Linked DNA regions of Homo sapiens: region 2 is linked to region 1. A link is an interaction called in ENCODE POLR2A ChIA-PET data of the cell type or tissue named here. Cell type or tissue: HepG2. All regions are shown on one strand. Links, peaks and the distances in the headings refer to the core of each region. The heading gives the core; the rest is flanking DNA.

Region 1 (9,623 bases), core at 1-8,000:
TGGACACTGAAGGGTCCCACTGCGGAGGCACTATCCCATCGTCCCAGGGAAACTTGTCTAGACGCTACTTCACCTCCGTCCCCTAAGGGGGGATGTGACCCCCCTCTTACCTCTGGGCATGACCTTCAGCACATTGCTACCTTCCCTCTCTGCCCTCAATTTTCCTAAGGGAGGTGAGCTCCAGGATCTCTGCAGGGCTTTTGAACTCAGTGTTTTCTGCTAGCTTTGAGCACTTTGGAAGGATGATGTTAGAGAACTTGTGAGAGGAGCTTCTCTTTGAAGGTGTTGAAATGAGCGTGTTTGGATACAGTCCCCTGTTGATGGGCAGGTGGGCAGCCAGGAGGGCATGTTACCTGGCCCGCGGACCATAGTCCCCACTGTCCCAGAGCCTTGGCCAGGCCTGCTGTGCTTGGAACTGTTTCCAAGCCCAGCTCCTCACTGTCTCCATGTTCCCATCTCCAGGGGCAGGCTCCTGCATGGACGGCACTTTACATATAAAAGTATCACAGGTGACATGGCCATCACGTTTGTCTCCACGGGAGTGGAAGGCGCCTTTGCCACTGAGGAGCATCCTTACGCGGCTCATGGACCCTGGTTACAAGTGAGAAGGCCCTTTTTCTTCTCCCTCCTTCCTTTCATAGACTTCCTTGCCCACCCCTCCTCTTCTCCCTTGGCAGCTCTTGATGGCACCCCTTCCTGGGGGGCTGGTCATGAATGCCTCATGGATTCAGGGCCTGGGGCCTGTGTGTAGGTATGGAGTGTGGATGCTGCTACCCACTCCAGCAGCTTAGGAGCACTTCCTGACCTTCTCCCCCTGTCACCTGAGACACAAGTGTTAACTCTCCAGGCCCTGGCTCTTGGTAATTCTGGTTCCCCGTGGAAATCCAGGTTGGAGGGATATAAGACTTTCTGCACCTTGGGTAAACCAAGGTACAAGAACTCAAGGATGAAGCAAGATGGGAGGATGTGTGGAGGCCACTCTCCAATGGCTACATGGAAATCCCACCAGAATTCAGACAGTGGCATGTGTGCCTGGACCAGGGCTGGGCAGGCCTCAGTGGGAAGAGCCTCCCCTTCTTAGCCTACCCCCATCTGACAGCCCTCCCGTTCCTCCTGAGTTTGTGTGACCAGAGACCTGCTGGCTTATCCGGAGCACTTTGTCCTTCCTTTGCTCTTCTGGCTGGAGCGAGCTTCAGAGCTGTTGCCAAGCAGGGTACCAGGGCCTCAGAGCCATAGGCCTCCTTCCAGTCCCCACCCCGTCCCGGGTCTCTAACAGGTGCTCAACCTACTCCACCACACTCCCGAGTGTCTTGGAGGGACAGCATCCTTTTTTGGCATTTGTTTGTTGCGGGTGGGGAGAGGATTGAACCCTTAACCTCACCTCGCTCGCAAGTATCAAGAAAGGGAACCTGACCCTAAACCTAAAGGTGGCCATACCTGGTTTGTGAATGTATTGGAGAGGCATGCAGCATTACAGTAGAGGGGAAGAGAATGATGCTAGGTTTGTGAGTTTCACCCAGTCTGGGGAGTCTGTGAAGCATATGTAGTCAATACAGACACACTTTTTGTCCCTGCATGTCTACAGAATTTCTCCTCCTTCAGGCCAGGCCCCTCTTCTCCCGCCACCACCAAAATACAACCCTTAATTAAAACAAACAGCAAACAAAGGACACCAACCACACTCCCCAGACTAAGCCGAGATAGAAATGGAAGCTAGTGCTTTAGGGATATTGTGTTCCATAAATTATCTTGCCTTTTTCCACTGTTGTTATTATATCGTTTCATAACAAAATTACTTTGAACCATAAAGTTATAAATACATTTTAAAAGTCCCACTTGGTAACATTAGATTTCTGTCCATGTGGTGTTGGTAGTTACTGTAACAAAAGCTCTGAAGTGTAATATTTGAAATTAGCCCAGCACAAGTGGAAAGGGCCTCCCTCCATTCCCTACCCCCAGCCATGTCCCGGGCTGCTGCGTCTGCCCCTGTGGAGAACAGGGAGGGAGCAGGCCTGTCTCCTGGGCGGAGCTGCTGAGGAGGCTGGAGGTAAGGACAAGCCCCTGAGAGTTCACAGGTCATCATTCCCAAGTGTCCTCAGGTAGCGTGTGTGTGTGTGTGTGTGTGTGTGTGTGTGTGTGTGTGTGTGTGTGTAATGTTCAAGCACGTTTTCCTGGGACAGTCGGGACTGGGGCCTCCCCAAACTGCAGAATCTACCCAGTTATGTTTGACATCCTCAGCTCTGAACCTATCCTCGGAGCTCTGCCCTCCCGTCCTGGAACGTCTTTCTGCCCTGAGGAGAGGGTAGTCAGCATCTCCAATTTTCAGCAGCTCAAGAACCTTGGCCCCCACAGGACTTCGCAGATGTCACATTGCCCCTCAGTCCCCTGAATGCCCTTCGGACCCAACCCCAATTCCCCAAGCCCCTGACCCCCTAGCTGCCGGGGTTCCCACTCCCAGTGCCACAACCCCCTCACCTCCCTGGCAGCCCCTCAGCGAGCCTGAGGCCCAGCACCCGCTGGCTCCCCAGCACATGGTCCCCTCCCATGGGCTGTTGCCCAGGGAACCGGGGCGCGGTGGGAACGAGCTGCTGGCCTCGGCATGTTTCAATAAAGTTGCTGTGCTGGGAGCTACTCAATCAAAGGCCTGTGTTATGGGCTCATTAGTGTGGTCCACCACGGGGCCGGCTCACAGGAGAGCTCCTGGGAAGGCTGGCGGAGGCCCCACACCCCAAGCACCCACCCTTGATCACCGAGGGGTTTCTCAGGCCCTTTCCAAGGAGCCCTGGGAAACCCTCTGACCCTGCCCCCAGCCGGATTCTCAGCAGTGGAGCCAACACCCACACCAGCCCTCCTCCCCCTGCCAGGCAGTCAGCACTTTCTCCCTCTGACTGCCAGCCAGCCGCCCCTGTTAGGGTCCTGCCACTGTGGTCACAGGCAGCTCCCTTGCTTGTGGGAACCTGGGCTTGTAATTACTTGTGGGCCTCTAGATCTCCCTCTGGGGCTGGCTGTCTCCCTGGGAGTCTGCAGGACCTCCTAGAGGCCTGGGGTTAGACTTGCAGTCGCCAGTGAGGGCCACTCCACTGGGCCAAGGAGAGCCATAGGTCCCTCAGGAGGGGACCCCAGCACAAAGAGGCCCACCCTTGCTCCCTGCAGGCATCTCTTGCTCGCACCCCCAGGGTTCCGAGGTGTCTTCTTGGGCCTTGTGTGCCCAGGCCTATTGGAGGCAGAGGAGTAGGAAGGAGTGAAATCCAATAGACCCAGGACATGACGAGACCCAGTCTTATGTTCTCTTAACTGCTGCCGGAACTCTCCCATTGGTCCCAGCTGAAATGGAGGGGCTGGGATGACTTTGTTACAGCAGCCTTGGAAGCCCTCACTCCCAGCCTTGGCACCTTGTTCTGGCCACCAGCCCAGCCCAGGCCTGTTATCTCTTGGGAGAAAGCGTGGCAGAGACATCCTGCAGGGGGAAGAGTGACAAGGAGAGGCCGAGAGGAAAAGGCAGAAGGTTTAGGAACCCGAGCCCCTTTCCGGAGCCTGTGGAATGGCCCCAGACAGGCCTCCACACCCACCTGCTCCACAGCCTTCCCCCATCAGTCCAGACCCAGGAGAGTCAGGGCCCCAGCATGTGGCAAAGCAGGGCTTGTCTGCAGCACCAGGTGGAGCACAGTGGACACTCCCTGCTTTATGGAGGATCTGGGGGTGCAGGAAGCCAGCTCCAGTTCCACAGGCTTTCACTTTCTGGAGAACAGCACCTTGACTCCGTCTGCCCTGCCATTTGCTGTTTTCATCCTTGCTGAGACTGTAAAGCTTATCAGCCAATTCCGGGGCTGTGCAGGAGGCTCTTCAGACCCTGGGAGGGGGCCTGCCAAGGTCTGCTCCTGCACCTCCTTCCCCCAGCATTCCTCATCCTGGTGGCTTTAACAAGCCTCTCTCCCTTGAGCCTGTCAACACTGGGCTGTTAGTCTTCTGAGCGGGAGCCCGGCCCAGAGCTGAGTTGTTCATCCGTCCCCAGCCAGGGTTGATCTGAAGGGGGATAAGTCTCAGCCCCAGCGGTCACATAGGGGTCACATCACCAAATATGAGAATATTGTTTTAGGCCCCGCAATGCTTTCTCAGCTGTGTGGTGTCTGACAGCTCACCCAGGTTGCGCCCCTAGTCCCAGCCATTCTCTGCCAGTCCTGATGGGAAGCCCCAGGCGTGGGAGAAGACGCCCAGCAGCTGTTCCAAGTGGGCTCTGCTGCTCCAGGCCAGGCTTGGGAAGGTGCTGCCGAGCTCTCCTCTGGGCAAGCCCTGCCTTCTGCTACCCATTTGGATATTGTGTAGAAGATGACTTGGGAATCCCCAGCCCATGCCCTGGGCACCTCCTCTTTGGTGCCTCTACTGTTCCTCCTTCCACGGGTGAACCCAGGCATACTTATTCTCCCTGGAGACCTTTGCTTGGACTGCCCCGAGACCTTGTTGTCCAGGGGGACACCCATTAAGGTTTAGAGCCCAGCAATGCGCCTGGGGAAGTACCCTCCCTTGTAGGAAAGGACTGTGATGCCGCCCTGTGTCCCTGGCAGCCCACAGCCAGAGCAGGAGTCTGAGCCCGCTTCTGGCCACCAGAGCCAACTTTTCACCGCCCACTAAGAACAGGAAATGAGCGAGACCTGTGCCCCAACTGCAGCCCGCTACCTGCCGCACCACACGCCTCTGTCCCTGACCTGGGTTGGGGGTGTTCTCCAGGCTGTTTTCTGGCTTTTGTCTGGCCTGTGGAGTGGGGGTGGGAGGGAAGGGATGCAGACAGGACTGCTTCCCCGTCCCTGCCTCCTCCACTGCCATCGTGGGTGCCAGAGCAGCTCCTTGGCAGGCTCTTCCACTGTAAACAACACATTTCCTTCCCTGAGAGGAGGAAAGGGAGGGAAAAGAAAGCCAAATTTGTTGGGAAGCAAGTACAACGTGTCAACATGAAGAACAAACAATGCCCTGGACAAAGTGTGGATTGTCATACCAAAGGGAAGGAGTGGGCATTGTCAGCCACTCTTTGCAGACTCAGAAATATCATTGACCACAGACATCTGAATCGGCGTCAGATCTGCAGCAGCTGGGCCCCTGCCTGCAGTGCAGCCTGGCTTGCCCAGGGCAGGCACTGACACAAGATCACTTTTCGGGTTCCTTTCTGGAACTTGCTGGGGCCTGGGGAATTGGGAGGTTGTTGACAGTCCTCCCTCACCACCACCCAGCCAAGCTGGTTAAGGCAGCTGGTGTGAGCCCACTGGAGTAGCTGCTGGCCTAGATTCCAAGCCCCCCTCCCTGGCCAAAGGTGGGAACTGGGGGTAACCAAGATCCATTGCCCCCCTCGCAGCTCAGCCCGTTTGATGGTGGTGAAGCTACAGCCACCAACTCACCCCTGTTGGTTAAGCCTGTGCCCAAACCCCCTTTCCCTGTGGGCCTGAGTATTTCCCCAGCAGCCCCTCACCATGATCTCCTGGGGCACCACTTAAGAATACAAGTGCTGGCCAGGTGCGGTGGCTCACGCCTGTAATCAGTCCCAGCACTTTGGGAGGCTGAGGTGGGTGGATCATCTGAGGTCGGGAGTTCGAGACCAGCCTGACCAATGTGGAGAAACCCCATCTCTACTAAAAATACAAAATTGCCAGGCACGGTGGCTCACACCTGTAATCCTAGCACTTTGGGAGGCCGAGGCGGGCGGATCATGAGGTCAGGAGATCGAGACCATCCTGGCTAACACAGTAAAACCCCGTCTCTACTAAAAATACAAAAAATTAGCCGGGCATGGCGGCGGGCGCCTGTAGTCCCAGCTTGTTTGTCTGCTGTTAAACAGCAGACAAAACTCCAGCCCCTGGCCGGGCCCAGTGGCTCACGCCTGTAATCCCAACACTTTGGGAGGCTGAGGCAGGAGAATGGCATGAACCCAGGAGGCGGAGCTTGCAGTGAGCCAAGATCATGCTACTGCACTCCAGCCTGGGTGACAGAGTGAGACTCCGTCTCAGAAGAAAAAAAAAAAAAAAAAATTAGCTGGGCATGGTGGCACATGCCTGTAATCCCAGCTACTTGAGAGACTGAGGCAGGAGAATCACTTGAACCCAGGAGGCAGAGGTTGCGGTGAGTTGAGATCGTGCCATTGCACTCCAGCCTGGAAAACAAGAGCAAAACTCCGTCTCAAAAAAAAAAAAAAAAAAAAAAAAAGCATGGGCCTTGGCCTTACCCCAGAGTATTCTGATTCAGGAAGTGTGAATGGGGCCTAGCATCGCCATATTTTCAGAAGCTTCCCAGGGGAGTGTGCTGCTCAGATTGGTTGAGGGTCTTCCTCTCTTACTAGAGGGTCTCCTCCCTCTGAGGGCTGTTTGTGTACAAACATAAGTGTTTTCTGCCTGGCTCTTGGTAAGTGCAAATATCAGTGAGTGCTGTTATCAATATTATTTCTACTGCTACTTTCTGGGCTAGAGAACTGTCAAGATATATGTATTCACTAGGCTGGCCTGGGAATTTGCCCCACCGTCCCCACTTGGGAACCATCTCTGGGCATTGGTTTGCCTTCCTTTTCATTGGCCAGTCTGGTTTTTTAGCAGTGTCTGTGACTCTCAGGCTTCTAGCCCTCTTAAGTTGAGCAGGTGGCCAGGAAATGTGTGGCTGGTGGAGGTTGGGACTGCTGATTTTCCAGGTCATTGGTAAAAACCAAAGCTACCTTCACCTCCCTCATCAGAAGACAGAGAAGTTATCCCCATCTATATAGGCTTCTACAGTTGGGGTGTCTTCCCCAGACAGGAAAAGAGCATCCTCTATCACCATGAGATCAGATAGCCGTTCCTCTAAAGTCCAGAGCCTTGAGCCAGGCGTGGTGGCTCTTGCCTGTGATCCCAGCACTTTGGGAGGCCAAGGCGGATGGATCATTTGAGGTCAGGAGTTCAAGACCAGCCTGGCCAACATGGCAAAACCCCATCTCTACTAAAAATACAAAAATTAGCCGGACATGGTGATGGTCACCTGTAATCCCAGCTACTCGGGAGGCTGAGGCAGGAGAATCGCTTGAACCCAGGAGGCGGAGGTTGCAATGAGCCAAGATTGTACCACTGCACTCCAGCCTGGGCGATAGGGCAAGAGATTCCATCTAAAAAATAAAAAGAAAAGTCCAGAGCCTTGTCTCCTCTGGGTACCTACCCTTGGGCAAAGTGGGGATGATAGTCACCTCCCTAGCAGAACTGCCATAAGGATTCAATGAAATGACACTGATCAAGCTCTTAGCACAGCGCCTAGCACATGGTGGAGGTACTGCTTCTGCTATTGGCCATTTTTACTGTCATTTTTATCATCACCATTCCCATTATTATTCGTGACAGAGCCAAGCAGCTCTGTAGGGACCCAGTGAGCCTCAGGAGTGCCAAGCCCCAGAACTGCACAGGCTTTTCCCACAGTTGCATCACAAGGGCAAGTCTGTTACTCGGGAGAGCTCCCAGGAGCTGCCCCATCTTAGCTGTCTATCTCCAGTGTCCTGTTGATAAGATCTGTTAACATTCTCAGCTCCAGGTCTGAAATATACAAAGAACAGGGCCTGTTTGTTCAATCCAACCTTCTAAGGTTTAACTCCCAAAGGAAATTAAATTAGGTGCCTGGAGCTATGACAGTCTGTCGTGTTTCTTTGCAGAGAATGTCACCTTTAATATCATGTAGATCTCATGTATAATTTTTCCCCTTTAATTCTTTTAAAATAACGTGAAGTTTCCAGCGGGAACCAGCAAATCACCAAAAGCAAAAATGGAGGAGCAGCTAGGGTTTGTCCTCATTTTTGATCTGGCCATCCCCTCCCCCAACCGAGTCCAAAATAAGTCCACACACAGATGGTGCCGCGCATGGTCGTTGCTCTACTAAAAGCCACCATAACTCACCCTCTCCTTAGCACCAGTTCCAGACCTTTGTCAGGGGAACCAGCTTAGAATTGAACTCAGTGTTGGTGGCATTACGTTTCCTTGAAGAATAACTCTGGCGTCTCACTGGGTGGCCACAGCCTCTGTGAACCCTTGCCCCTCTTCCTGTCCTCCCTCCACCCCATCTCACCCCCAGCACTTGTTATAGTCCCACATCTATTTACTGATCTGGCAGAAAGCCCCTCCCTCCAAGTTATTTGTGAGTTAGAAATTAGCCCAGCCCGGCCCAGACTGGAGCCATTGTAATATAATTGGGTTTTAGGTATGCTTGTGTTTGTGCTAGCATTTGCAGAGATGGCAACGAGCCCCGGAAATGCCAAAAATATGAATGTAACTTTTGTATTGCTTGAGCAGACTGGTGATAACTGGTGGGGAAACTGAACTTTTGGGGAGGACACCCCTGGGATAAGAGAGTAGGAGGAGCAAGGGCTTAGGCTGTGAGAGGGAGTACGTGTATGGCTGGAGTCTGTGGGCAGAGTCGGCCAGTCCCACTTTGGGGAATTAGGAAGAACTGTAGGGGTGCACCTCCCCGAACTTTGCCAACTTTGCCTCTCCTGCTCTGTCTCTAAGCCTTGTCTCTGTCCTTGGTCGGGGCCCTAGCTCCTAGAACAGAGAGTTTGGTGAGGAGACGTGGACCAGTGGTCAGAGTTATTTTGTTCCTGCTATGGGCTTGGAGCCTGGGAAGGCTGGGTCTCTTGTCTCCTTGCCAGCCAAAAGAGGGTGCTTGTCCTGGTGGGAAATGAGCTGCCTTCATGCCTGTGTCCCTGGAAGGATGAATGGATGAGTTAGTGTCCTGGGGGTGAGAGTTCAGCATTCGGGAGCAGTACTCCAGGCACTAAATTGAGAGTCCAGACATGATCAGGATATGGTCTTAACCACTCACAAGCCGTGTGACACTGAGCAAATTACATAACCTGCCTGTGCCTGTTTCCTCCACTGTAAGGAGACATGGAGATGAGCAGTTAGCATGCCCGGTATGATGGCGGCTTTTCTGCTCACTTGGGGGTAGTGTTCTTATTTCTCACTCCCTCCTCCACCCCGTCCACTTCTTGCTTTAGAGACCTCCGTCCTGTGAGCTCCCGAGCCGTCCTGTGTGCTCACCTTCCTGTGTGCACTCCTTCCTTGTTATCTCACAGCGTGGAAACTTTTGTTCTTGGCAGCTGACAATTCCCAGGGGAAACCTGGTGGGTATTTTTTCAAGTTCTCAATTCTCCTCCTCACAGGGAGGGTTTCCCCTCAGAGGAGCCCCTCACCTGGATCTTCACCCCATTATCTTTCTTCCTTTGTGCCCTACCTGGGTGCTCAAGGTGTACGGGAGAAGACAGGTAGAGCTGTGGCCTGGGGGTACAGAAGGGTCTGCAGTGGAGGGAGGCTGGGAGGCCCTGGGGACAAGGACAGGGAGGGGGAGGGGTGAAGGAAGGGGTCACAGTTGGAAGAGGAAAGACACCCTCACCCAGGGCGTGGTGGGGTGCAGACCTGGGATCAGCTTGGCCTGGCTCTGCCTAGCAGCCTGACGAGAGGGGTGGGTGGGGAAGAATGGCCCAGCAGATTGAGGAAGGCCGGTTTTAGAGGGCCTGAGAGCCCTTGGACGTTGGTATTGGCTGTGAAAACTTCTTTAGCGGATGAAGTTGGTGTTTGTGCCAGCCAAATAGTGGGGCCAGACTCAGCATCAAAGCGAGAGGCAATGAGGTGTCAGAC
Region 2 (15,467 bases), core at 411-8,410, 250 kb after region 1:
TTGGGAGGCCGAGGCGGGTGGATCACGAGGTCAGGAGTTCGAGACCAGCCTGGCCAAGATGGTGAAACCCCGTCTCTACTAAAAATACAAAGAATTAGCTGGGCGTGGTGGCGGGCGCCTGTAATCCCAGCTACTCGGGAAGCTGAGGCAAGAGAATCGCTTGAACCCAGGAGGTGGAGGTTGCAGTGAGCCAAGATCGCGCCACTGCACTCCAGCCTGGGCGACAGAGTGAGATTCCATCTCCAAAAAAAAAAAAAGAAAAAAAAAAGAAAAGTTCTGTGTTGATGTACAGTTTCTCCTAAGAAGAAGCGAGGTGGTTGAATTTTGGAAGCACTTCTTGAATCGGATTAACCCATGCTCTTATTGAATTTTTTCATCTGCTCTGTTTAGTTTGATATTAAAGCAAAATTAAGAGGTCTTAGTTTTTCCTATAGAACTTTTAATATGTCAAAAGCTATATTGTCTAAATTTCAGTACTTAAGCAAATACTGAGTAGTGTTTTAAATTCAGAAATAGAGCTTCTATTATGAACACATGAGAATGATTTTTTTCTCTTAATCATTATTAAGGAAATATTTTAATTTCATGGTCATATAATGGTGATAAGTAATACCTGATTGTTTCCTTTTCTGTTCTAGTAACTCAGAGGAGATACGTGTTTTATTTGTGATAGCAAATTCCTAAATGAACATTAGGCAAGTGGTATCATTATCAGGCCAGCTGCAGCCTCTTGCCTTGACCTGCATTCCTAGAATTTCTTTGTTGCTGTAATTCTTGATTAAGTGACCTTGACTTTCATTTTGTAATTTTGCTAATCATCAGCAAATTCACTTGCATGACGTTACTGCCAAATATGAAGGCAGTTGAATTATTATGAGTGATTGTGGCAGAGGTTTGTGCCATGGTGAAAACTTTGATGTTTGTCTGTGTTCATTGGATCCATCTTTTTAAATGACATTACCATGAGTCTGTTGTCAAACCTAAATATCTTTGTTTGAATTTAAAATGGGACTCTATATTGTTGTAGTTCAGGTCTTCATTGACTAAGAGATTGAGAGAAATCTGACATAAGAAAATATTGTTTTCACTGCAGGAATAAAGAGGAAGTAACAGTGAATCCAATATAGTTCATATTGTTATTGTCCAATCATCAAGTTAACTAAGCATTATCAGATTACGTTTATTTCTCATACATATGGATATTAACTTAAGGTAAAAAAGCTGGATGTGAAGGATCTGAAAAGGCATTAATTTATGTACTAATTCTATAAACATGTATTAATAATTGCAGTATTATTAAATACAGATGGACTCAATGTACCTTTGAAAAGACCACTAATTTAGAAAACAAAGCTAAGTGCAGTCATTACAAGAAGCAAAGAAATACTTAAGTTAGAAAAAAATTAAAATGAAGGGATGGTCTAAGTTTTCTTCATGCTGGAACAAATGTTAAAGAAGCAGTGATTGCTTACAATGTATGTGATAAAATAATACCTTTCACAATCAAAATTTTAATAGTAAATATAAGATAAAATTTATATTAAATAATGAAAACGTATTTGTACTGAATTTAGTCACTAGAGAACATCGTAACAAAATACATGAAACAAAAGTAGCCAGAAATGTTAGAACAGGTGGAAATGTATACATTATTTGATGGTTTGTTTTTTTATGGAAATAAACAACATACATAGAATTAAATGGTGATCAAAAACATGGAAAAAATACTTCACTAAATAACGTCTAAGTTGTAGAGGTTGTGCCGGAAGATAATATTTTTAAAATAACAAATGTTCAAATGCCATAAAAGAAAATTTGTGTGATAATACCAAAGCAGTACTATAAGAAAATAAGCATGCTTTAAATCCCTGTATTAGGGATAGAGTGGAAATATTTTTGTTTTTTTTAAGGGGTATATAGTTAGAATTTAGAAAGAATGGAAATGGAAATAATAAAACTAAACAAATTAGAAAAAAATAACAAATTAGAAAAAATAAAAAGTATTAAGTAGTTCTTGTAGATTAAATGGGTAAAGTGTCAGCTCAGCCAGAAAAGTACAAATTAGTAAATTCGTAATTGAATAGGCAATACATAAAATCAATGAGATTTGAAAAGAGTTATCAGTTTGCTGCAAAAAATGTGATTAATATATGCCCAGCTCCTTATAAAGATAAAAAATTATGAAACTGACACTTTTAACAGAGAATATTCCAGATTGGTTATGAGAAATAACCCACAAACTAAGAATAACCAATTAAAATGGCATTTGCTTGTGAAAGCTTTCATGAGACTTTTCCAAACTGTCAAAGAACATATACTCCTGGCCGGGTGTGGTGGCTCACGCCTGTAATCCCACCACTTTGGGAGGCCGAGGCAGGCGGATCACAGAGTCAGGAGTTCGAGACCAGCCTGGCCAACATGGTGAAACCCCGTCTCTACTTAAAAAATACAAAAATTAACCAGGCATGGTGGCACATGCCTGTAATCCCAGCTACTCAGGAGGCTGAGACAGGAGAATTGCTTGAACCCAGGAGGCAGAGGTTGCAGTGAGCCGAGATCGAGCCACTGCACTCCAGCCTGGGTGGCAGAGCAAGACTCCATCTCAAAAAACAAAACAAAACAAAACAAAAAACCCCTATACTCCCAAAATATAGAAAATGATCATAAGACACTAATTCATTTAATGAAGTAAACAGGATTTTCATTTTAAAAATAAAATTATGTAAGAAAGATGATGCAAGAGGATGTAAGATAATGTAGGTGATTTTTTTATGAGTATAGATGCAAAAATCCGAATAAAATCTTAGAAAACTGAATAGAGAAATATTTTGAATAATTGTTCATGTAACTCCAGAATTTCAAAGTTGATGTAATAGTTACAAAACACATTACATTAATAAGAAATAATAAAATCTTTTGTCACTATAATATATACCAAAAAGGCATTTAAAATACACTTTCTATTTCAAAAAAACTAAAAGAATTTTTTAAAAGGGTATGTTTTAAAACCCAACATAATATTTGATGAAGAAGAGTCGTATAAAACCCCAGAATATTAGAGCTGTATGGGGCCTTAAAAGTTATTAAATTCTGGCCCCATGTTTTACAGATGAAAAAAACACAGCCAGGAAGATGAAATGACTTACCCAAGGTCACTGAGCTTGATGGTAGGTCTTTTGACTACTAGTCTGGCTCTATTACCTGTTAGTTTCCTTATGCATAGAAACAAGGGTGCCACCTTCATTACTAGTCTTCAACATAATACTAAAGAGCTCTTAGAAAAGGAAAGGATCTTGAAGTAGCTGAATCCAATCCATTTGCCCCTGCTTCTGCATCTCAGGTGAGCCATCATCCAGTCATTCATCTGCTTCTGCTTCCGATATTTGGGGAATCCTTTACTTAGGAGTGCTGATCCTTTTGGAAATCTCCACTTCTTGAAAGATGGTTCTGTGTAATTAACCAAAATCTGCCTTTCTGGATAATCCTGGAATTGTCACTCCAGTAGCTTCCAAGATAGAATGTGTGACGGTGTGCACAGGCCTCTGTTAAAGGGTAGGGGAGAAAATTTCTATGTATGTTAGTTTTTTATCTTAAAAAAATTAGCTTTTGTGAGGCTGGGCGTGGTGGCTCACGCCTGTAATCCCAGCACTTTGGGAGGCCGAGGCGGGCAGATCACGAGGTCTGGAGATTGAGACCGTCCTGGCTAACACAGTGAAACCCCGTCTCTACTAAAAATACAAAAAATTAGCTGGGCGTGGTGGCGGGCGCCTGTAGTCCCAGCTATTCGGGAGGTGAGGCAGTAGAATGGCATGAACCCGGGAGGCGGAGCTTGCAGTGAGCTGAGATCCTGCCACTGCACTCCAGCCTGGGTGACAGAGCGAGACTCTGTCTCAAAAAAATAAAAAAGCTTTTGCCAATATTTAAAATATGACTTGATGTGAGAGTCTTAATTTCTTCTACGCAGTATACAGATATATAGCATTCCTGTCATTTAGCAGGGGTGATAGTAAAACAAAAAAACAAAAAACCCCACAAAACCTGTGGTGAGGCACTGACCAATCAGAATGATTGATGGTCACAGTCTGGTCCAAAATTAGCCCCCACACCAGACACCATGGAGGAAAAGTGAGAGTAACTCAATTTAAGTTGACAGTGGTTTGTTTTATTGCAGTTTATCTGTGTGTGAATAGGTAGATTTAAGGATTGTTGGCCAGGTGTGGTGGCTCACACCTGGAATCCCAGCACTTTTAGGAGGCAGAGGCAGGCGGATCACTTGAGATCAGGAGTTCGAGACAGCCTGGCCAACATGGTGAAACCCTGTCTCTACTAAAAATACAAATTAGCCAGGCATGGTAGTGCATGCCTGTAATTCCAGCTACTTGGGAGGCTGAGGCAGGAGAATCGCTTGAACCGGGGAGGCAGAGGTTGCAGTGAGCCGAGATTGCGCCATTGCGCTCCAGCTTGGGCAACAAGAGCGAAACTCTGTCTCAAAAAAAAAAAAAAAAAAAAAGGATTGTCAAATGATTCTTGTAAGTAAACCATAAATTAAAGATAACAAAACAAGCACAAGAGAAAAATGATACAGCCCTTTCCTTGACCTCTCACTAATCTGCCCTTTTAAGATAAAGATATCATTTTAACTATGAGAAGGTAACTGCTTTTCTAAAGGAGCTCATTTTATGAAGATAATATTTTGAAAACTAATATTTAGGAGTGTTTTCACCATTCTATGATTGCCCAAAAACTAAGTGATACTTATAAAAACACTAAGTTTTATACATATACTAGTTGGAAATATTCCAAGCTGTAGAAATATTCCAACAAGGATTATTTCCATGGGGTTAATTTGTTAAAAATATAAAAGACACCACCTTTCTATTAATTTGTAACAACTAATTGACATCAGAGAAGATGAAAATTTACTAGCTGGATATCAACCAGATTTTTGTATTATTGGCAACTGAGATTGAAAAATGAATGAAAGAGTCTACTTCATCCATTTAGATATCCTTTCACTTGGATCTCCCTGTTTCCTTACTGTCCTAATGAATAGAAATGATCGTTACAAGCTGGGCATGGTGGCTTGCACCTGTAGTCCCAGCTACTGGGGAGGCTGAGGAGGGAGGATGGCTTGAGGCCAGAGTTGAAGGATCCAGAGATGATTGCGCAGTGACGCTAAGCTTGGGCCACAGAGTTGAGACCCTGTCTCTAAAAATTTTTTTTTAATTTAAATTATAAAAAGAGAAATGCTTGTTACAACCACAAAGGGAAACAAGATATACACATATAATTGTGGAAGTAAAAATAAATAATTTAAAAATACTTTTGGGTGCTCGCTTCGGCAGCACATATAGTTGGAATGATAGAGAAGATTTGCATGGCCCCTGCGCAAGATGACATACAAATTCGTGAAGTGTTCCATATTTAAAAAAACAAAAAATACTTTTGGGCCTGGCACTGTGGCTCATGCCTGTAATCCAAACACTTTGGGAGGCTGAGGCGGGCGGATTGCTTGAACCCAGGAGTTGGAGACCAGCCTGGACAACATGGTGAAATCCCGTCTCTATAAAAAAATACAAAAATTAACCAGGTGTGGTGGTGCACGCCTGTAATCCAAGGTACTTGGGAGGCTGAGGCGGGAGGATCGCTTGAGCCAGGAGGTTGGGCCTGGGTAACAGAGACCGTCTCAAAAAAATTTAAAAATTAAAAAAAAAACTTTCTGCAAGATGAAGTGACAATACCTGGAAAATACATGTGACTTGACCAAAAATTACTATAGGTGAAAATAAATTTAGCAAAGTTGCTTTCCTAAATACAACCCAAAATAGACTGGGAACAGCTACATACTGTTAATGGTTCCCTCTATGTGACATTCTAGAAAAGGCAGAACTATAGGGAGGGAAAACATCTGTGGTTGCCCAGGAGCTAGGGGTGGGAAGAGGGAATTTACTACAAAGAGGCACGAAGAAACTTGTGGGCCAGAGCTATTTTGGTCTCCGTTTTGGTGATGTATATACGTTTGCCAGAGTTCACAGAACTGCACACTGAAGAAAGATGGATTTCACGGAATGTGAATTATATCTCAACAAACTTGACTTCAAAAAACAGATCGAGAAAAGATGATTCTATTCCCAAAAAGGGGGAGGGGGGAAGATCATTATATAGGTGAGTGTTCATTTAAATCAGAGTACGAGATTTATCCGTGAAAATCGCAGTGGAGCGAACAAGGGGGATGCTGATACCGACCTCCTGGTTGGAAAGCCTGTAGAGCAGCGCGGATGACAGTGGAACAGCGGGTCAGGCGGTGGGCGCCTGAGCGAGGGGCTAGAGCGGGATGGGCGGGCGGAGCAAGCCTGCCAGCCTGGGCGGGGCCTCGGCACAGGAGCTGGCTGCGGGAGCCCGCCGTCCTGAGTCGCAGGCCGAGGAGACAGTGAGTGCGCGCCCTGAGTCGCAGGCCGAGGAGACAGTGAGTGCGCGCCCTGAGTCGCAGGCCGAGGAGACAGTGAGTGCGCGCCCTGGGCGCCCCGCCCCAGCCCCCAGCCCCTTCCCTGGGCCCCCGCAAGGCGGGAACGCGAGCGCCTCCCCCGAGCTGTGTCTCGAGACCTTTGTCCTCCCCTCACCCCTCGGCCCGCTGCCTGCCCTTTACTGGCCCCCTCCCTCATGCCCGTCCCTCAGCACCCTCTCCTTTCAACTAACTTTCCCGCTCCCGACAGTGGCTGCACTTCGTGACGCTGAGATACAGAAGGACGTGCAGGTGAGAGCTGTAGGGCCTGGAATGGCCCAAGTGGAGCCTAGGCTAATGGAAGTCTGGCCTGGCCCGCACCCTGTCCCCCGGGACTCCTGGAGTCGGGGTAGGGCAGGGTCTAGGCTTCGACCTTTCCAGGGAACTGAGGTCGGCCAAGTGGAGGTGGAGGTGGTGACGGAGCCCTCGCGCTGCAGTCACAGCTCTTCTCCCTCTCTACCCCTCACTCCACTGTGGGACGCTGGGTCAGACCTACTACGGGCAGGTGCTGAAGAGATCGGCAGACCTCCAGACCAACGGCTGTGTCACCACAGCCAGGCCGGTCCCCAAGCACATCCGGGAAGCCTTGCAAAATGTACACGAAGAAGTAGCCCTAAGGTAGAGTGCCCTGTGCTGTCCCCAGGAAGACCCCAAACAGCAGTTTTCCCAAAAGATAATGATGCAGGTCACTAGGGAATTAACCCGTAGCCACCAACCCATCAGCTTGCCTTGTCTATTGTAAAAATCCTAAATCTCAGCACCCATCATCTTACTGCTCTAAGAACCTCCGATGAGTCTGGGCGCGCCAGTGAGCCTGTAGTCCCAAGTGCTTGGGAGGCTGAGGCAGAGGATCGCGTGAGCCCAGAAGTTACAGGCTGTAGTGTGCGATCCGGGATGTGAATAGCCACTGCACTCCAGCTTGGTCAACATAGCCAGATGCATCTCTAAAATAAATGCGTACTTTAAAAAAATTGCCTAAAAAAAAGAACCTCCAGCGTGAACACTCTGTAGTCCCTACCCATGCTCACAGAATACAGTCACACTCACTGGATCTGCCATTCAAGATATGCGCAGTTCAGCACCCACTAATCAACCTTGGCCCTTTTGACCCTTCCCTTCCTCACTCCATCAGCACTGCCTGCCCAGCCGGCAGTCACCAATTTGGAAGGTCTTCCCTTTTCTTTTTCCTTCCCAACCCTGCGCATCCAGCACCACGCTGCTGTCCCACCTACTGCATGGAGCCTTCTCTAATCCTTGAGCGGCCTCTTCCCCAAACTGCCACAGCACTCTGTCACTCGGTCTGTCCGTAAATCACGGGAAGTGTTTTCTGTGCACGATGTTTTATCTCGCCTCTCAAATACACCTACGCGGCGGGGAGCGGTGGCTCACGTCCGTCATCCCAGAACTTGGGAGGCCAAGGCAGGTAGATCACTTGAGGTCAGAAGTTCAAGACCGACCTGGTCAACATAGTGAAACCCTGTCTCTACTGAAAATACAAAAATTAGCTGGGTGTAGTGGGGCACGCCTGTAGTCCCAGCTACTTGGGAGGCTGAGGGAGGAGAATCACTTGAACGTGGAAGGCGGAGGTCGCAGTGAGCGGAGATTGTGCCACTGCACTCCAGCCTGGGCAACAGAGAAAAACTCAGTCAAAACAAAACAAAACAAAAAAAAGGCCGGGGGTGGTGGCTTATGTCTGTAATCCCAGCACTTTGGGAGGCCGAGGCGGGAGGATCACGAGGCCAGGAGATCGAGACCATCCTGGCTATCATGGTGAAACCCCGTCTCTACTAAAAATACAAAAATATTATCCGGGTGTGGCGGCACGCGCCTGTAGTTCCGGCTGCTGGGGAGGCTGAGGCAGGAGAACGGCGTGAACCCGGGAGGCGGAGCTTGCAGTGAGCTGAGTTCGAGCCACTGCACTCCAGCCTGGGTGACAGGGCAAGACTCCGTCTCAAAAAAAAAAAAAAAAAAAAAAAAAAAAAAAATTAGCCAGGAGTGGTGGCAGGCGCTCGTAGTCCTAGCTACTCGGGAGGCTGAGGTAGGAGAATGGTGTCAACCCGGGAGGCGGAGCTTGCGGTGAGCTGAGATCGCGCCACTGCACTCCAGCCTGGGCGACAGAGCGAGACTCCGTCTCAAACAAAACAAAACAAAACAAAACAAAACAAATCAAAACAAAAAACGCCTATGGGACAGAAACCTTACATTTTTTCCTCAATAACTAGCGCAGTCCTGGGCCTGAATTAGAAGCTCAGCTAATGATTAAATGTATTTATTCAACACATTATTTTATTTTATTTATTTATTTTTGAGACGGAGTCTCACTCTGTCCCTTAGGCTGGAGTGCAGTGGCGCCATCTCTGCTCACTGCAACCTCTGCCTCCTGGGTTCAAGCCATTCTCCTGCCTCAGCCTCCCGAGGAGCTGGGATTACAGGTACCTGCTACCGTGCCCAGCTGATTTTTTGGTATTTTTAGTAGAGACAGGGTTTCACTATGTTGGCCAGGCTGGTCTCCAACTCCTTGCCTCAAGCGATCCGCCTGCCTTGACCTCCCAAAGTGCTGTGATTATAGGCGTGAGCCACCGCGCCCAGCCTGAACACATTATTTTAGATGGCTTATGAAGTCTTAGTGCCTAGCACATGCCCAACAATACTGTGGTAAAGCAGATACAGTCCCAGCCTTCATGGGTGTCCAGTTCAGTGGAGACTAAACATCAGAAGTATGAGTGAATGATGCAAGAAAGAAGGAAGGAAGGAAGGAACGGAGGGAGGGAGGGAGGAGGGAAGTATGTATAAGATTTAGTGGTTTCATGTCTTACAGTCTCCAGGGAAAAAATATGTGTTTTCCATTTCCCAGATATTATGGCTGTGGTCTGGTGATCCCTGAGCATCTAGAAAACTGCTGGATTTTGGATCTGGGTAGTGGAAGTGGCAGAGATTGCTATGTACTTAGCCAGCTGGTTGGTGAAAAAGGACACGTGACTGGAATAGACATGACCAAAGGCCAGGTGAGGCATGATTTGGAAGACAAGGAGAAAAAGATTCTCAAAAGCATTATTTGAAAAATAAAGTTGTTTTCTTCGTGGCTCTTCAAGGATAATTTAAGAAAGCTTCTAGTTAGCAATGCTCATTTGTGCCACTAGTGCTTCCTGTCTTGGAAACTGATAACTTGAACAATTAGGGGTTCTTCTGGGCGAACACAAGAGTCGGAGGTTTGCTCTGATATGAATATCGTGACGATAGAGTGGACTTTGATCTTTCCCTTCTTGCTGCCATCTATCCTGAAAGATTTTGTTATTGAATGAGGAGTTTATTCAAGCCAAACTGCACGGGCAGCAGGGAGTTTATGTCCCAGGTTGTAGTATATCCTACGTGTCCACAGGAATCTTGTATGTTTATCCAAAATAATCTAGGGGAAGTATATTCTGTTAGTGATAGGAAATTTTTAGGAAAAAGTTGTGTATTTTTTTCAAAATGTTATCAAAACTATATTTTTCTTACTTTAGGTGGAAGTGGCTGAAAAGTATCTTGACTATCACATGGAAAAATATGGCTTCCAGGCATCTAATGTGACTTTTATTCATGGCTACATTGAGAAGTTGGGAGAGGCTGGAATCAAGAATGAGAGCCATGATATTGTTGTGTAGGTCTATATTCTTACTGTTATGACTATAGCCCATTTTCTTTATTATTATTATTATTATTATTGAGATGGACTCTCGCTCTGTCACCCAGGCCAGAGTGCAGTGGCCCAATGTCAGCTCACGATAACCTCTGCCTCCCGGGTTCAACTGATTCTCTTGCCTCAGCCTCTCAAGTAGCTGGGATTATAGGCACACGCTACCACATCCAGCTAATTTTTTAAATCTTCTTTTAGTAGAGACAGGGTTTCACCATGTTGGCCAGGCTGGTCTCAAACTCCTGATCTCAGGTGATCCACCCGCTTCCACCTCCCAAAGTGCTGGGATTACAGGTGTGAGGCACTGTGCTCAGCCCTCATTTCCTTTTGAACACAGAGATGTCACTATTACTGTTTGCTGAATTGACTCTCATTTAGGGTGTTAAACTAAACTTAGCATGGCTTACTAATGGGAGAGAGCTGGTTTGAGCTGCTGGAGCTCACCAGCAGCAGAACACACCAGACCAAGAGGGAACTTACTTGAAACTTAACCACAAACCAATGAACCCAAAAGACCAGCAGGACCACTAAGTTTGCTCCTACAATACATGCTGACCTGTATCTTTCATAATATTTTCATGGTAAATTATAGGATTCTATTTCCTTTTTTCCCTCAAGTTGTTATTGTCAAATCATGCCCAAGTGACAGCTGCCTTTGAGGAACATAGCCTGTTTACGTGAAGCATAAGAAATGCCTTGTGCCGGCCAGGTGCGGTGGCTCACGCCTATAATCCCAGCATTTTGGGAGGCCGAGGCAGGTGGATCACGAGGTCAGGAATTCCAGACCAGCTTGAACAACATGGCGAAACCCCGTCTCTACTAAAAATACAAAAATTAGCTGGGTGTGGTGGCACATGCCTGTAATCCCAGCTATTTAGGAGGCTGAGGCAGGAGAATCACTTGAACCCGGGAGGCGGAGGTTGCAATGAGCCGAGATTGCGCCATTGTACTCCAGCCTGGGCAACAGGAGTGAAACATCCTCTCGGGAAAAAAAAAAAAAGAAAGAAATGCCTTGTGCAGTAGGCATCTGGTCTGAGGTTTCATCTTGTTACATGGTGAACATCAGGACAGAAACAAGTAAGAATCATGCCTGATGTTATTTTCTGCACATTCAAACTTGCTAACAATTTATTGAGATTTTAAGCACTCTGTCTCTGATCTTGGGGAAAAGCTTAGTTGAAGGCATTAGAAAGAGAGGAGGGAGGCGGTAAGAATGGGGTAGCTTTGACAGAACGGTGGGAACCACCTTTAGGGTCTGAAAGGATTTGCAGATCTCTGAGTGTTGTGAAGATTTGCTCGACATTTCATCTGTTCTCTTTTAGATCAAACTGTGTTATTAACCTTGTGCCTGATAAACAACAAGTGCTTCAGGAGGCATATCGGGTGCTGAAGGTGAGGAGGAGAGTGAGATAAATTATCTTTGAACATCAGTAAGAGCTGATGGGTTAAGTCTTGTTTGTTCCCCCTTGAACTAAGAGCTCAAACTCTCTTAATTTATCCATTAAATGAATAAGGGGTGGCAAAAGGGGGAAGGGGCAGGAATACCCCGGATATGGATTACTTTCCCTCTTAGGTTGCAAAAGGTAGTAAATCCGAGGTGACAGTTGTCACTGAATGTGTTAAGGTATTTGCTTTCTTGACTGTCTCTCCTATTTGCTGCTGTACATGATCCTAGAAGAGCATCTGTGGAGCTATAGGAATCTTTGCACTGACTACTAATGATTGCTTTGAATATACTCTCTTCTAGCATGTACAGTGTTTCTCAGGGCTTCTGATTTCTTATCTGTCATGATTTCAGATCTTTGGGAAGTTACAGAAGATGGAACTTTTACATTAACTACTTGCTAAAAGGAAAGCTTGCAGGAGCTCCACAGCCTTCATTGTATCATGAGATGTGTATCTTCATGATAGTAGATGAAATATTCAGCCAGGTGCGGTAGCTCACACCTGTAATCCCAGTGCTGTGGGAGGCCGAGGCGGGCAGATCACCTGAGGTCAGGAGTTTGAGACCAGCTTGGCCAACATGGAGAAACTCTGTCTCTACTAAAAATACAAAAATTAGCTGGGTGTGGTGGTGCGTGCCTGTAATCCCAGCTCCTCGGGAGGCTGAGGTAGGAGAATAGCTTGAACCCAGAAGTCAGAGGTTGCAGTGAGCCAGGATCGTGCCACTGCACTCCAGCCTGGGAGACAGAGCGAGACTCCATCTCAAAAAAAAAAAAAAAAAAAAAAGATTCTAGCTGGGTGGGTGGTACATGCCTGTACTCCCAGCTACTTGGATGCTGAGGCAAGAGGATTGCTTGAGCTCTGGAGTTTGTGTGCAGCTTGGGCAATATAGTGTGATCACTGCCTCTAAAAAAATGTTTTTTTTTTTGAGATGGAGTCTCACTCTGCTGTCCAGGCTGTAGTGCAGTGGCAGGATTTCATCTCACTGCAACCTCCGCCTCCTGGGTTCAAACAATTCTTTTGCCTCAGCCTCCCTAGTAGCTGGGACTACAGGCGTGTGCCACCATGCCCAGCTAATTTTTGTACTTTTAGTAGAGACAAGATTTCACCATATTGGTCAGGCTGATCTTGAACTCCTGATCTCATGATCTGCCTCAGCCTCCCAAAGTGCTGGGATTACAGGCATGAGCCGCTGTGCCTGGCCAAAATTTTTTTTTAAATTGACAACAGATTTTTGAGATTTTTGGTTTACAAAGCTGTCATAGAACTCAAATACAAATATCTATATAGAAATGATTTAATGATTTAGTGATGTCTTTGTTAGTATGTCATTTTACACGCCAGTTCACTATCTCCACCAAAAATGTACTTATAAAAGGTAGAAACACTATTATAGAATCTAGATCTCCAGGTTTCCAGGTTTTTGAAATTAGCTAAATAAAATGTTAAGTTCCTGATCACTCATTTGCCTTACATTTTAAGGATAATATTTTAAAGATAAAATGTGTTGTTATAAAAGTAAATAACAACATTACAAAAAGTTATATTTTTTAATAGAAATGGGGTCTTGCTGTCACCCAGGCTGGAATGCAGTGTCACTATCTGTACCCCTCTAACTCCTGAGTTAGAGGGGTCCAGATAGTGACACTCACTGTACCCTCTAACTCCTGGGCTCAAACAATCCTCTTGAGTAGCTAGGACTCCAGGCACATGCCACCATGCCCAGCTAGTTTTTAAATTTCTATATGGGAGAGAGGGTCTTGCTGTGTTGCCAAGGCTAGTCTCAAACTGCTCTCCTCCAGCAAGCCTCCCACTTCGGCCTCCTGAGTCATTGGGATTAGAGGCCTGAGCCATCATACCTGGCAAAGTTATACTATTCTTAAGAGATAAAAGATTATGAATACTGATGATATCCTCTGTTCTACAATGACCTGGGGCTGCTTTTGGTTCAGATTGGCTAAAAATTTAAATGTAAGTAACCTGAAAATCTTTATTTAGGAGACAGACACTCTTAGAATGTGATTTTATTACCTGTTGGATAAGCCACTGGGAGGAAAAAAAACCTTGGCACTTGACTATTGATTGTAACTAAAGAGGCAGCTGCTATTTGTTCACAAAGGGTCAGCTTAAACATTGCTATTGATTTTTAAATTTGATTTTGTTCCCCTATTCCTTTCTTTGTTATGTGGGGTCAATGTAATCATTAATCATCTTGTTTGGACTAATATGCCTCTGTTTCAGCATGGTGGGGAGTTATATTTCAGTGACGTCTATACGAGCCTTGAACTGCCAGAAGAAATCAGGACACACAAAGTTTTATGGGGTAGGTGATTTTGTTTAGTTTAGTATTAAGGCAGATGGTTGTACATGTGCAGAACTCCTTTCTGCTAATAGCCAGGATGAGGCTATATGAGATCACATGGGGTTAGGCCATGAGGCCAAGGTTCCATTCTTCCTCTGCCATTCAAAAGTGATAGGGCTTTGGATAGTTTAATTCATCTCTTTGAGTTATCGTTTTCCAAATTGTAAAATGTAAATAATAATACAATCTGCCTTATAGGGCTGTTATGAAGATTAAATGGGATAAAGAATGGGAAAAATACTTTGAAAACTCTAGTGTGGAAATGAGGACAATTGTTCCCAAGCTGGTGTCCTCTTAGTCCCCTTATGTTCTCATCATTATTGTGTTCTTTATTCCTTTATTATCATTTTAATAGTCTGGAAGTTGAGATAAATGCATGCTTTTCATCAGTCTATGAAATCAAAAGTTCTTATTCTTAAAATAATATTAACTTTATTCTTACTATGTAATAATAAATAGGTACCGTTAACAAGTTGGAAAGTGCCAAAAAAAAAAAAAAAAAAGAAAAAATTACTAAGCTGGACACAGTGGCACACACCTGTAACCCCAGATATTTGGGAGGCTGAGTCAGGAGGATTGCTTGAGCCTAGGAGTTCAGGTACAGCCTGGGTGTCATAGTAAAACCCTATCTCTTAAAAAAATTACTTATAATCATATAACCCAGTGATAACTTCTTTTTTTTTTTTTTTTTTTTTTGAGATGGAGTCTCGCTCTGTCACCCAGGCTAGAGTGCAGTGGCGCAATCTTGGCTCACTGCAACCTCCACTTCCCGGGTTCAAGTGATTCTCCTGCCTCAGCCTCCCAAGTAGCTGGGATTACAGGTGCATGCCACCATGCCCAGCTAATTTTTGTATTTTTAGTAGAGATGGGGTTTCACTGTGTTGGCCAGGCTGGTCTCCAACACCTGACCTCATGATCTGCCCACCTCGGCCTCCCAAAGTGCTGGGATTACAGGCATGAGCCACCGCGCTCGGCCTATGATTTATTTTTTATACTACTTTATTCACATAACAGTGCTTTTCAGAATGTGGCGTACTGCATACATGAATATTATGCTTGCAGCTGAGTAGAACCAATCCACCAGTGAGTGTCCTGAAGAATGGTTCCTAGAGACCATCAGCTAGCACACCCAGTCTTAACCATGGCTTTCTAGACCTTGGAGGGATGCTCAAGTTAGCTTCTACTGCTAGGATCTATGTTTTAACTAATACCATGTCCTAATTAATTATATAGAAGAATAGTTCCCTTAATACTGTATTAAGTGTTGGCTGGTCTGTGGTTTTTTGTTGTTGTTTGTTTTTTAGGTGAGTGTCTGGGTGGTGCTTTATACTGGAAGGAACTTGCTGTCCTTGCTCAAAAAATTGGGTTCTGCCCTCCACGTTTGGTCACTGCCAATCTCATTACAATTCAAAACAAGGAACTGGAAAGAGTTATCGGTAAGATATGACAGACAGCAGGGACTATTATAACTACAGCTTGAATGA

The links. Peaks named below come from ENCODE experiments on the same cell type or tissue, not always from the same donor. Only the 100,000 strongest peaks of a DNase experiment are listed, where the experiment ranks them.
Region 2: POLR2A ChIA-PET joins it to region 1 with 8 read pairs; 1 of 35 experiments calls an interaction of 5 or more read pairs at or near these places.

The regions. Positions count from the first base shown.
Region 1 is chr10:102,616,828-102,626,450 of GRCh38, forward strand. It overlaps SUFU (SUFU negative regulator of hedgehog signaling), which reads left to right. Exons shown (of 12, transcript NM_016169.4): 10 at 463-601. Among named protein-coding and RNA genes, the nearest start is that of TRIM8-DT, 22 kb to the right of the region's middle. In HepG2, for the core only: no CTCF peak of the experiment used is centred there; a DNase peak (open chromatin) is centred at 4,994.
Region 2 is chr10:102,863,092-102,878,558 of GRCh38, forward strand. It overlaps BORCS7 (BLOC-1 related complex subunit 7), which reads left to right. Exons shown (of 5, transcript NM_001136200.2): 5 at 1-1,870. AS3MT (arsenite methyltransferase) reads left to right here and starts at 6,379. Exons shown (of 11, transcript NM_020682.4): 1 at 6,379-6,502; 2 at 6,714-6,754; 3 at 6,993-7,120; 4 at 9,357-9,507; 5 at 10,006-10,142; 6 at 11,501-11,570; 7 at 13,863-13,944; 8 at 15,288-15,419. The coding sequence starts at 6,502. BORCS7-ASMT (BORCS7-ASMT readthrough (NMD candidate)) reads left to right here. Exons shown (of 15, transcript NR_037644.1): 6 at 6,714-6,754; 7 at 6,993-7,120; 8 at 9,357-9,507; 9 at 10,006-10,142; 10 at 11,501-11,570; 11 at 13,863-13,944; 12 at 15,288-15,419. It also overlaps the pseudogene LOC124902567. In HepG2, for the core only: no CTCF peak of the experiment used is centred there; a DNase peak (open chromatin) is centred at 6,700; H3K4me3 peaks cover 1,709 bases.